Regions from separate parts of the Mus musculus genome. Here region 1 is linked to region 2. The links are chromatin loops, found by intact Hi-C in ENCODE. Cell type or tissue: gastrocnemius. All regions are shown on one strand. Links, peaks and the distances in the headings refer to the core of each region. The heading gives the core; the rest is flanking DNA.

Evidence for each region. Hi-C counts contacts between places; a loop is a spot of excess contacts. Peaks named below come from ENCODE experiments on the same cell type or tissue, not always from the same donor. Only the 100,000 strongest peaks of a DNase experiment are listed, where the experiment ranks them.
Region 1: it touches region 2 in a loop (2.3-fold over the local background); 6 of 42 quality-filtered maps call a loop at or near these places.

What each region holds. Positions count from the first base shown.
Region 1 is chr8:94,045,498-94,051,064 of GRCm38, reverse strand. It overlaps Ogfod1 (2-oxoglutarate and iron-dependent oxygenase domain containing 1), which reads right to left. Exons shown (of 13, transcript NM_177767.4): 3 at 3,747-3,793. Among named protein-coding and RNA genes, the nearest start is that of Ogfod1, 11 kb to the right of the region's middle. In gastrocnemius, for the core only: no CTCF peak of the experiment used is centred there; a DNase peak (open chromatin) is centred at 3,026.
Region 2 is chr8:93,658,888-93,664,454 of GRCm38, reverse strand. The region is part of intron 3 of Gm26843 (a long non-coding RNA gene); the gene reads left to right. Among named protein-coding and RNA genes, the nearest start is that of Gm30606, 58 kb to the left of the region's middle. In gastrocnemius, for the core only: a CTCF peak has its summit at 2,534 (motif pointing left); a DNase peak (open chromatin) is centred at 2,532; H3K4me3 peaks cover 476 bases; H3K27ac peaks cover 530 bases.

The DNA.
Region 1 (5,567 bases), core at 172-5,171, 390 kb before region 2:
TACCTTTAGCTCTGGTATTTTAGAAAGGGTTTTTTCCCTAACAAAAGATTCTCCCTTTGCCTTTATTAATCTCAACATTTTAAGTTTTAGGAGCTTGGTGTCAGGAATGGGGACTAAGATCAAATATGCATTTCCTGTTATAAATCTCAGTATCATAAGCACTAATACTAATGCAGTGATGTGCCCTTGAAATTAGGATTTTTTTTTTCAAGACAGGGTTTCTCTGTGCAGTCCCGGCTGTCCTGGAACTCCCTCTGTAGACCAGGCTGGTCTCAAACTCAGAAATCTGCCTGCCTCTGCCTCCTGAGTGCTGGGATTAAAGGCGTGCACCACCACGCCTGGCTTTTTTTTTTTTTTTTTTTTTTTTAAGTAATTCTAGTTTTGGTTACATCTACATGTGCACCTTTCCTGGCTTTTAATTGTATCCTAACTGAGAACAGCTTTCTCTTCACTTTTGGGACATAACTGTCAACAAACCCATTTTCGCATTTTATGTATTTGATGCTACTTTGTTTTCACAAAGGCAAGAAGCTGGATCCAGAGTTCAGCAGTTAGTGCTAGGGACTCCAGTAACACTACTACTGCCACTTAACAAGCACTTGGGTGAACAGCTGCAGGAGATCATAAAACGACCTTTCTAAAATTTAAATTTAGTGCGTGTGTATGTGTGTGTGTGTACATGTACCATGGAAGACATGTGGAGGTAAGAGGACAATACGTAGAAGTTAGTTCTCTTCTTCTACCATGTGTGTACTGGGAATTGAACGCAGGTCATCAGGCTTGGTGGCAAGCACCTTTACCAGCTGAGCCAACACACACGGCCCACAAAATAACTTTAAGTTGTAGTAACAATAAATACTAAATTAATCACACAACAGTCAACAAAACCCACAGATGTTCTGATGCTAGCAGGGTGTAAGTAGAAAAAGATAATGAACATTTATTTCTATTTTAAGCTAAGCTAGGCTTCTGGTCTTTCTGTAGAAGACTCTTTAATACAATTTATAACTAGTTCCGTTAGTCAACTTTGAAATAATGTTAACTTTGATAATTAAAACCTTTTGTTGGACATGTAGTACAAAACTCTGATCCCAGTGTGGAGGAAGGTAAGGCAGGAGGATTGCAGTAAGTGCCAGGCCCTCCAGGGCGACACAGGAAAATTTCATCTGAAAACAATAATAACAAAAACAAATACAGCAACAAACAAGAAACAAAGACTCTGAATCCAAGTATTTAAAGATTTACATGTGATCAAATTATATTATGTACAGACATGGTATTTTTGGCTCATTCAAATGCACGGAACAGAAATTCCTATAAAATGCAATTGTGCTGTCAATTACTACATAGTAAGTCTCCTGGGGAAAAGAGTCCACTACCATTTTCTTATAATGTTTACATTCTATAAGATATTGTGCTTGGCTGGGAAAACCCCAGAAGTGTTCAGCAAAGTCTAAAGGCCCAGGGGCCACTTACGCAGAATGGGCCAACACAGCAGCTGCCACACTGGTCTTCAGACAATGGTAGGGGTAAGGCTGGGGATAAACACTTCTGAAAAACCAACTAGTATCATCAACTTCCAAAAGGGATGCTACAGAACGCTCCTTTCCGCACTCTGTGAACGCATCACAGGGACAGGCTTCTGTCTTCTCCAATCCTTGGCATCTTTAATGTGATTCATGAGGATGCCCTGAACACACATGGCAAATAAAAGGAGCAACTTTCTGTAATGGTCAGGGACTTTCCGCACTCAAGTCACTTAGCTGTGACTCTGCCGGTATGCAATGATGCTCAGCCAGAGACGACAGGTGTTTGGCACCAATAAGATGAAATATGTTAAAGTGAAATTGTTTCTCTTTAGGAGGAAAGTCTATTTAGTATGAAATACGATTTACAGCTAACACATAAGCAATACTTCTAGATAGAAAGAAATTAACCTGGGGGCTGGAGAGATGGCTCAGCGGTTAAGAGCACTGACTGCTCTTCCGAAGGACCTGAGTTCAATTCCCAGCAACCACATGGTGACTCACTATCATCTGTAACGAGACCTGATACCCTCTTCTGGTGTGTCTGAAGACAGCAACAGTGTACTTATCTATAATAAAAAATAAACTTTGGGCCGGAGTGAGCAGGGACTGGAGTGAGCAGAAGTCCTAAAATTCAATTCCCAACAACCACATGAAGGCTCACAACCATCTGTACAGCTACAGTGTACTCATATACACATAAAGTCAACACACAAAAATCTTTTTAAAGCCGGGCGTGGTGGCGCACGCCTTTAATCCCAGCACTCGGGAGGCAGAGGCAGGCGGATTTCTGAGTTCGAGGCCAGCCTGGTCTACAGAGTGAGTTCCAGGACAGCCAGGGCTACACAGAGAAACCCTGTCTCGAAAAACAAAAAAACAAAACACAAAAAACAAATCTTTTTAAAAAAATAAATAAATCTTTACAAAAAAAAGAAAGAAAGAAAAAGAAATAACCTGCACAGGCTGCTACCATATATGCGAGCGTCCCAGAGAGAAAAGAAAAACCAACTTCCCAGCTCTCTGTTATAAAGCACATGCTCATCACAGGAAAAAGAAAGCCCAAAGACGTAAAAAGAAACTCTTTTACTCGGTATACATGTACAGAAGTTTATGTGTGTGGCAGTTCTTTCCTATTGAAAACTGTATTTCAGTGCATCTGAGATGTCTTTGGTGGGAGTAACTGTTATGAATCTCTAAGGGGCGAAAAGGTTGCTAACTACAAGAGAATAAAATAGTAACTATCCTGGATACTAGATCTTAGAGATAAAAAAAAAAAATCAGTGTATTCACAAAGTGAAGTGTGACTATATTATGTTTATTAAAATACACACATATATTAATGGTGTCATTTCTTGTATGGAAATTTCTTTGAGCACTTCTTTCTTTTGTCGTGATCTTAGGACTACTCTATAAAATGTGCATACTTGTGCAAATAGCGACAGGAGGCTCTAATTAAGAGAACCAGCTGCTCTTGCAGAGAACCTTGGTTCAGTTCCCAGAACCCACATGGCAGCTCACAACCATCTGGAACTCCAGTTCCAGGGGTTCCTATATCATCTTCTGATGTCCATGGGTACTGGATACACATGGTGCATATGCATTCAAGCAGGCAAAACACTCATGAGCATAATAATTTTTTAAATACCTACTTTTAAGGGTATCTTCTAAAGTACTGTGGCAGTATGAAAATGGATCTACCTGTCAACACTGGAGTGTAAGTAACTTTTAGTACTTCCTAGCTTCACGAGTAGAAAATGCTATCGCCATTGTTACTTTGCTTCATCCATAACTAAGAAAGCCAAACATTTTATTATTAAGAATTTGGAGTCAGACATGGTGACTCATGTTTGTAATCAGCACTTGGTAATCTGAGGTCGGAGGACTTCTGTGACTTTCAGGCCAGCTTGAGCTACATACATAGACAGTGCTAGACCAGCCTGAGACCCTGTCTGGAATGAAGGGAAAAAGAAAGGAAAGGAGGGTGTGAAGATGGGAGGGAGGGAGAGAGAGAGGGTGATCAAGTGATCCAAGGCTTAAACTTGTATCTTAGCTCTCTCACGTTCTGTTGAGTTTCTTAAAGAAGTTATCTAGTTTCTTAGGGTTTGTTACGTCCTTTACCAAACACAAAAATGTCAACACAGACTTTATGACCTAATATTTAAAACTCAGTGCTGTGCCTAACACACATTTGGCACCTAACAAGTGTAATTACTTGCTTACCTTAAAGCTGAGATATGGGGCTCTTTTCGGTTCTTCAAATCATCAGACTTGATCATAAAGGGGAGAGAAAAAAAGATTTCCTTGTTAAATATGCAAAGAGGACTCCAATAGTAGAACTCTGTGGCTAGGAGCCTAGGCTCTGGAGAGAACTATCTGGTCTGCTATGTGACCACTCCATTTTGCAGTCTGACATGGGCACGTGACTGTACATTACTCAATCAACAAATAGCTAAGTGGTCATTACAGAACAATTTAGGTTTGTTGAAGAAGACATAGAATAGACATAAAAAGTGATTTATTAGCATGAAGGTGCCATATGCACAGGACAACTGCAGACAGAGAGGAATGGGCTGTGTTGAGAGTGGGAAGGGTCTGCAATGATAAGCAGGGTACCCAGGCTGGACCTCAGTGAGGAAGAGGCAAATCGCTGCAAACAAAACACAACACAACACAACAAAACAAAACAAAACAAAACAAAACAAAACCCAAGTGGCTGGGGAAATCAAATGGGAAGCAGAGGGAGATGAGGCTCAAAGGCCTAATGCAAAGCACTGTGTTGGCCTGGAGCCATGCTATGTACTTTGGCTGTCACCTGAGTCACTAGTTTTCAGGCAAAGAAGGAACATGAGGTAAAATCTTTTTTTTTAAAAATATTTCTTTACTATGTATACAGTGTTCTACCTACACACCAGATGAGGGCACCAGATCTCATCATATGGTTGCTAGGACTTGAACTCAAGACTTCTGGAAGAGCAGCCAGTGTTAACTCTGAGCCATCTCTCCAGCCCCCATGAGATAAAATCTTGAAAGGAAATCCTCCTTGTATAGAATCTAGTATTTTAACCTCTTGAAAGTATATAATTCCATGGGTTTCACACATTCACAATGTTGGCAACCATGTTGCATAAGCCTAAAATTTAACACTACAAAATGAAATCCTGTGTCTATTAGGCAGTCAGCCTTCATTTTTTTTCTACTACTAACTTTTAACAAGCATCACCCTAGTTTTTGTTTCTATGGCCGATCTGCCTATTGTGAACATTTAAAAGAAATTACATAACAATTAACATTTTGAGTCTGGCTTATTTTCACTTATTTATATTCATTATTATTAGTATGTGTATATGTGCATTAGTATGTGTAGTACTAATGTGCCACGGCTGTGCCATGGTCACAGACATCAGGGTTCAGCACTTTGTTGAGGGAAGGTCTCTTTTATTTCTACTGTACTGGACTCCAGGCTAGCTGGCCCACAGGCTTCATTCTTCCACCTCCCACCCCCCCAGAGGAGGGTGAGATTACAGATGTTTGACACACATCTAGCCTTTTTCTGTGGGCTCTGAATTCAGGTCTGAACTCAGTGGCAAGTGCTTCTACCTGCTGAACTATTTCACTGGTTCCAGAGTCTGGCTTCTGTCATTTACCAAATTGTTTCTAAGGTTCACTCATGTTGCAGGTCTGACTTACTCTCCACTAGACTGGAATACTGCATTTCGTTTAGCATTACTTGTGGATAGACATCTAGTTGCTTCTACTTTACAATTACTATAAATGAATGGTACTTCTGTGAACATTTGTGAGCAGGTTTTGATGTGAACATTGATTTTCCAATTCTCTTGATTCCAGTTACAGAAAGGAACTAATGGTGACCGTTATGTAGGTGGGTCAAGATAGCAGCCTTCATTTTTTTTCTACTACTAACTTTTAACAAGCATCACCCTAGTTTTTGTCTCTATGGCCGATCTCCATAGAGACAAAATACTCCAATATATAACTATGGTGAGAGAGACAGCTTGGACGGGGTGAACTCTGTTGACTGGG
Region 2 (5,567 bases), core at 365-5,364:
ATCTGACACCCTCTTCTGGACTTTGAGGTCACTAGGCACATATGTGGTACATATACATGTATGTTAGCAAAATGAACATTTTTCATTTCATACACATGAAATGAAAATAGATCTTTAAACAAAGGTTTTGCATTTTATATACAGAACAGACCTGAAATAAAGCCAAGGGTAGTTATTATGGTGAGAGTATTGGCTTAAGAGGAGTTTGCTTCACAGCCTTAATCTTGCTTCATTAAATTCTAGTTACACAGTAGTCAGCGTCCAAGGCAAGGTCAAAAGCAATTGAGCCTTGGAGAAGGGAATGTCTTTGGCTCTGGTTATTGAGTTAGCAGAGCTGAGACCAGAATCTATTCTAAGGATGTCTGCTCATATTGCTATATAATGCTCTGGTGACAGACCTGGCACCCCTGTTCTTCCCAGCTAACATGTATGGATCAGAGCCACTGGGAATGGCTGCCAGTACCCTAGCCGAGGTCAAGCTTACTTAGAATGGCCACCGTGGTAATCCCCAGACCAATGGCTCTGTTAGGTGGAATCATCTTTAGGCAGGCATTGCTGTGTATACCTGTAGACTCCCGACTTGAGAGTTGAGGCAGCAGGATGGTGACCTCAAGGGCAGCCTGGGCCACATAGTAAGGCCTTGCCTAACAACAAACAAAGAGGTAAAAATCTAGAACTTCTAGCAACAATGGAATATGGAGTCCTATTGTGTGGGTAGAGGGGAACTGTAGTTGTACCATATAGGAGTGTATCCCTGTTCTGTCCCACTAGGACACTGTACTTTGAACATTAAAAAAAAAAAAAAAAAACCTGTAAAGGGTTAATTTTCTGATTATCCCCTGTGAAGTCCAAGTGTCTTCCCTTACCATGTTGTTAATTTTAATAAGTCAACGGATTGGCCAATTCTCTTGGAAAGGGTTCCATTGAGGAGAGTTTACATAATTCTCTTGGAGAGGGAAGAAAACAGACTTTCAGATGCATTATCAATAAGTAGGGCATTTGAGCCCCGAGATAGAATGTGGACAAGATGTGCAGAGCTTTTGGGTGCAGATGCTCAAGTCAATGCGTAAAGGAGGTGGGGCAGCCATGGTTTTGGCAGTGAGTGTTTCCTCAGGACCAGTGTGGGACTTTTGAAGGGCAGGGCCTACATCCAACTTGAATCTCAAGTCTACCCAAAATGGTCAGATCCCCTACTGGAGGTAAAGAACAGCCAGGAAGCAAACACAGGAAGGCACACACTCTACTCCTCTGCTGAAGGGCAGGGCCATGACCTAGTGTTTCCTAGCACAGGACTGGCCCTTATAGATAGTAACACCTAATTTGTTGAGACAAAGTGTCTTTTAGGGACCCAAAGGCATTCCCCTACATTGCAATCAAGTGGAGATCTGGAGTAAACCAGGGCAGTTTTGTGGGGGCGGGGTTGAGGAGCCTGGGAGTGGTCAGGAGGGACTGTCTGCCACGAAGCCATTGGATAGCTGCCCTGAAAATGGGTCGTGAAGGTGCCCTGGATGGGGAGGAGAAACACAGAGCAGAAATGTCATCAACCTCATAATTTGGCTGTTTCCCTAGCCCATCCCTCTTAAACCTATTTCCTGCAGCCAAACTGCAGGTTTAATATCCCAGCTGTAGATCCCTCTGGACACTCTGGCTCCTTTGGGATCCTACCTACCAGAGGTAAAAAAGACCGAAGGAATCCAGTTTCCTTTCAAGTCATCATCCGACTTCATTTTTGACCTGTTTCCTCATTCTAATTTAGTCAAATAAACCCACATACCTTAAAACGGTGCCCTGGACCACCGAGGTGCCATTACTCATTTAAGCACTGGCTGAAGAAAGGAAAGAAGCGAGCTCTTAGCTCTGCCAAGTTCCTACCCTGCAGCACCTCGGTCTCACTGGACTAGAAGTGGGACAGGACACCCCCCCCCCCCCTGCCTGTCGCTGAATGACGAAGGAGGCTGAGAAACCCACAGCCACAGAGGCTAAAGTATGAACAGAATGCTGAGGCCAGAGTCCATGTTTTCTTTTGGGGAGGGAGGAGTTAGAGGCAACTGGAGCACATGGTTAAAAGCAACAAGCCCCAAGCATCATCAGCCGGTGTCAGAGTTGGGCCTAGAACAGAATACTTCACTGAATCACACTGACTCTCCAAGTGCCTGGTGAAATGGACTCATGGCCCCCTAACTTTAAGCAACAGTCTTATTTTGGAGAAACAGGAAGTGGTCAATTTAGATGCTAAATGGTATAAGTAATTCATGGGGATTACGTTGGACAACGCTTGCTATTATGTTGCGTCTGCATGAGAGAGCCAACAGCGACTCTATTAACAATAATATATGGCGGCATGTGCCTCCCCGCGTCTCCATGCCTGTGTGCGTAAATATTTAAATTGGGGTGAAGGGATCACGGCGTCTGGGGAGAAGGAGGACGGGCAGGAGGGCTCAGCTCAGATCCAGGCTCCTGAGCTCTGAACACACCCAGCAGAACCTCCCCTCCGCGCTAGGTATGGGTCGAGATGAGCTCACCACTGCCCTCTGCTGTACGGAGGTGAATCTGCTCCTTGGCAGCTTCCCCTTGGCCAGGGTGGAGGTGGGTACTGAGTAAAAAGCTGCACACCAGCTGATCTGTGTCTCTTGAGGTCACACCCCGCCCCCTCCCCGACATCTTTGACATTCTTAGCGGCAGGCTAGGTAGGGCAGGAGCACCTGGTGCTCCGGGGCTCAATTGTGAGTAAAGTCAGCCATTGCCCCGCCCCCCCCCCCCCCCCCCCAGGCCCAGTCTGAAGAGGCTGAAAGTTCTGGCAATTCTATCTTTTATCTTTCTGGCTTTACTGGGGGGTCAAAGCTCAGAATATCAGAATGCTTCTTAAAGGTAAAGCTCCCTCTTGCCTTGGGCTAGTTCTCATTTGTAGGCACAGAGATTTGGGAGAAGAAGCCAGAAGACTACTTTCCTGAAAGAGGTCGTGTCCCCCCCAACCCCCCCCCCCCCGCGCGCGCCTTGCAGGATTTGTTGGCTGAATTCCCATGAGTCACCTCACATGATCTTTATAAACCTGTGTGTTACGTAGAATGGTAATTATTCTCATTTAAGAGATGGGGAAGGGAAGGCCTGGCAAGTTTGTTGCCTTTTGATTGATTTGGAGGTGATTCGCTAAGACAGAAAATGTTCCTCCGGTTGGAATGAAATTCATCAGGCGTTAGATGAAAACAAATTAAACTTCAAAGTAGCAACAAACAAGGCATTCAGTAATTAACTGGGTGATACGAGGGCAAAGCTTATTGCAGTTCCTTGAGTCTCATTCCCGATATCTCGGAGGCCCCAGCTTATGGCTGACTCTGAGATCTAAGATATGTCTCTTTTTAATGGGGTCACCAGGGAGCCTCATGGCAGAGACTTACTTAACTAACATTTTTCTTTATATGATAAAAATGTTTATGAATTTTTGGTCTCAAGTTTAAAATAAGCTATCCTAATCTATAAAGTTAGGGCAACAGTTATTGCTGCTTCCATTTTGATGCTGCTGAAGTTGAATTCAGAAGAGCCACCCGACCTTCGGCAATAGGTGTCCGCTTTGGTGTTCCTTCTGTGTCAGGCTTTCTGTTAGCCCAGGGAATACAGTAGTGGCCAAAGCACATCTGGTTTTGGTGCCCAGGAAGCGCATAGCCAAGCAGGGAAGAGAGACACACAGAACACTGCCCATTTGAGTATATAGAGACTGTATCCTGTGTCGAGTGCCACGGACTGGGACCAGGCACTGTGGACTCTAAGGGCGGGGCTTTGTCTAGCCAAGGCTTCAAGAGACACTTGCCTGGAATCCACAGGCTTTGCGGAGTTGGCCTAGCACCAGGTGCAGAGTAGTCAGGGCAGAGAGGTATTGTGAAGGTCCCGAAGAAATGAGTTGTTTGGGACATTCAGTGACCCAAGAAACCCAATATAGCTGGAGTATAGAGAACAAAGAGAGAATGGCCCAAGGTGTGGTTGGTGGGATCTGCATGGCAGAAGTTAATTTTTTAGCCGAAAAAATACAGCTTGTTAAGGCACAGTGGAGATTAAAACAGTCCGTATTTTTTTTTCCTTCGGGAGTTGCTATTTCTTCTCCCACTTTGCTACTCTGTTTTCAAACGCTGGTTGTTCAGGACCATAGCTCCTCCCATCCCAGGCTCTGCTCGGGCTGTGCTCCCCACAGCGCAATGGCTTCCACCTGCAGCCCCAGGTAAAAACGCTACTAACTCCTTCATAGACACACACATTTTAACGGATGAGGTCAATGAGGCAGATGATGCCAGCAAGTGGTGGGGTCTTCACACACTGAAGCATGCCCCTCTGCCCCCCACGCGCCATGTTCAAGCCCAGCACTGTCTGACAGAAAAGCCTACACTGGGACAGTACTCTGACCTCACTGTCTAATAGAATAGCGACTAGTCATACCTAGCTGCTGTAATCTGGAACTGGAGATTTTCAGTTAATTTTAACTTAAACTTACATAGTGCTGTGGTTTGAACGTGATTTGTCCTCCATGGGTTCCTGTGCCTGAACCCTTGGTCCCTAGGTGGTGGTGCAAGTTTGAAAAGGTGAACCCTTTAAGAGGTAGAGCCTCTCTGGTGGCAGTCCATCACTAGGGGTGGGCCTTGAGGCGTTACAGATTAGACCCACTTCCTATACATTCTCTGCCTCATGTTTCTGCCACCTTGTCTCCACTTCCACGATGGATTGTATCCCTTCTCTAAACCCAAATAGCCCCTTCCTCTTTTAATGTGCTTTTGGTCGGGCATTTGGTCAGTGAGGAGAAAAGAAGCCAATACACACAGCCCTCGTAGCTAGTAGGGAAGCACAGTGGGTAGCACAGCCCATGCTATTTCTTTGCATCACGGAATATGGACCCAAGACTGCCAGGTATTTTCAAGAGAAGCAAAAAAAAAAAAAAAAAAAAAAAAAAAAAAAAAAAAAAATCACTGAATTCTAAGTTGAAATTTTCTAATTTAAAAGTACTGGCAACAATTCAAAGTTTCAATATACACAGTGGTTACTTATGCCTTTAGGAAGATAGAATAGATACATTCTTATATTCTTTACATTCTTTAAATGCACATATATATGTATATATGTACATGTATGCATATCTATGCATATATGGGGATGTGGTGCTTTGTAGAATATATATGTACATATATGTATGTTTATATATACATATAGTACACACATTCATGTATATACACATATGTACACATATTCATGTTTATATACAAATATGTAATAGAAGATGATTCTGAACAGTGGAAATAAGAAAGCAAGATTTTAGAACCTGTTATGGTCTGGATCATAAATGCCCCCACTGGCTTATAAGCCTACACCTCAGTCTTTGGCCTTTAGCACTATTGGGAGTGATGGAAACTTTAGGAGGTGGGGTCTAGTACAAGGCAAGGAAGTCAGGGTACCAGGCAGGCTCTTAAAGTGAGGTATAAGGGACTTTGGCCCTTTCCTCCTCTCTCTGCTTTTTTCCTAGCTACCAAGGATGAACAGTTTTGCTTTAACCCATGATGATCCTCCCTACTTGCTCAAAACAAGACAGC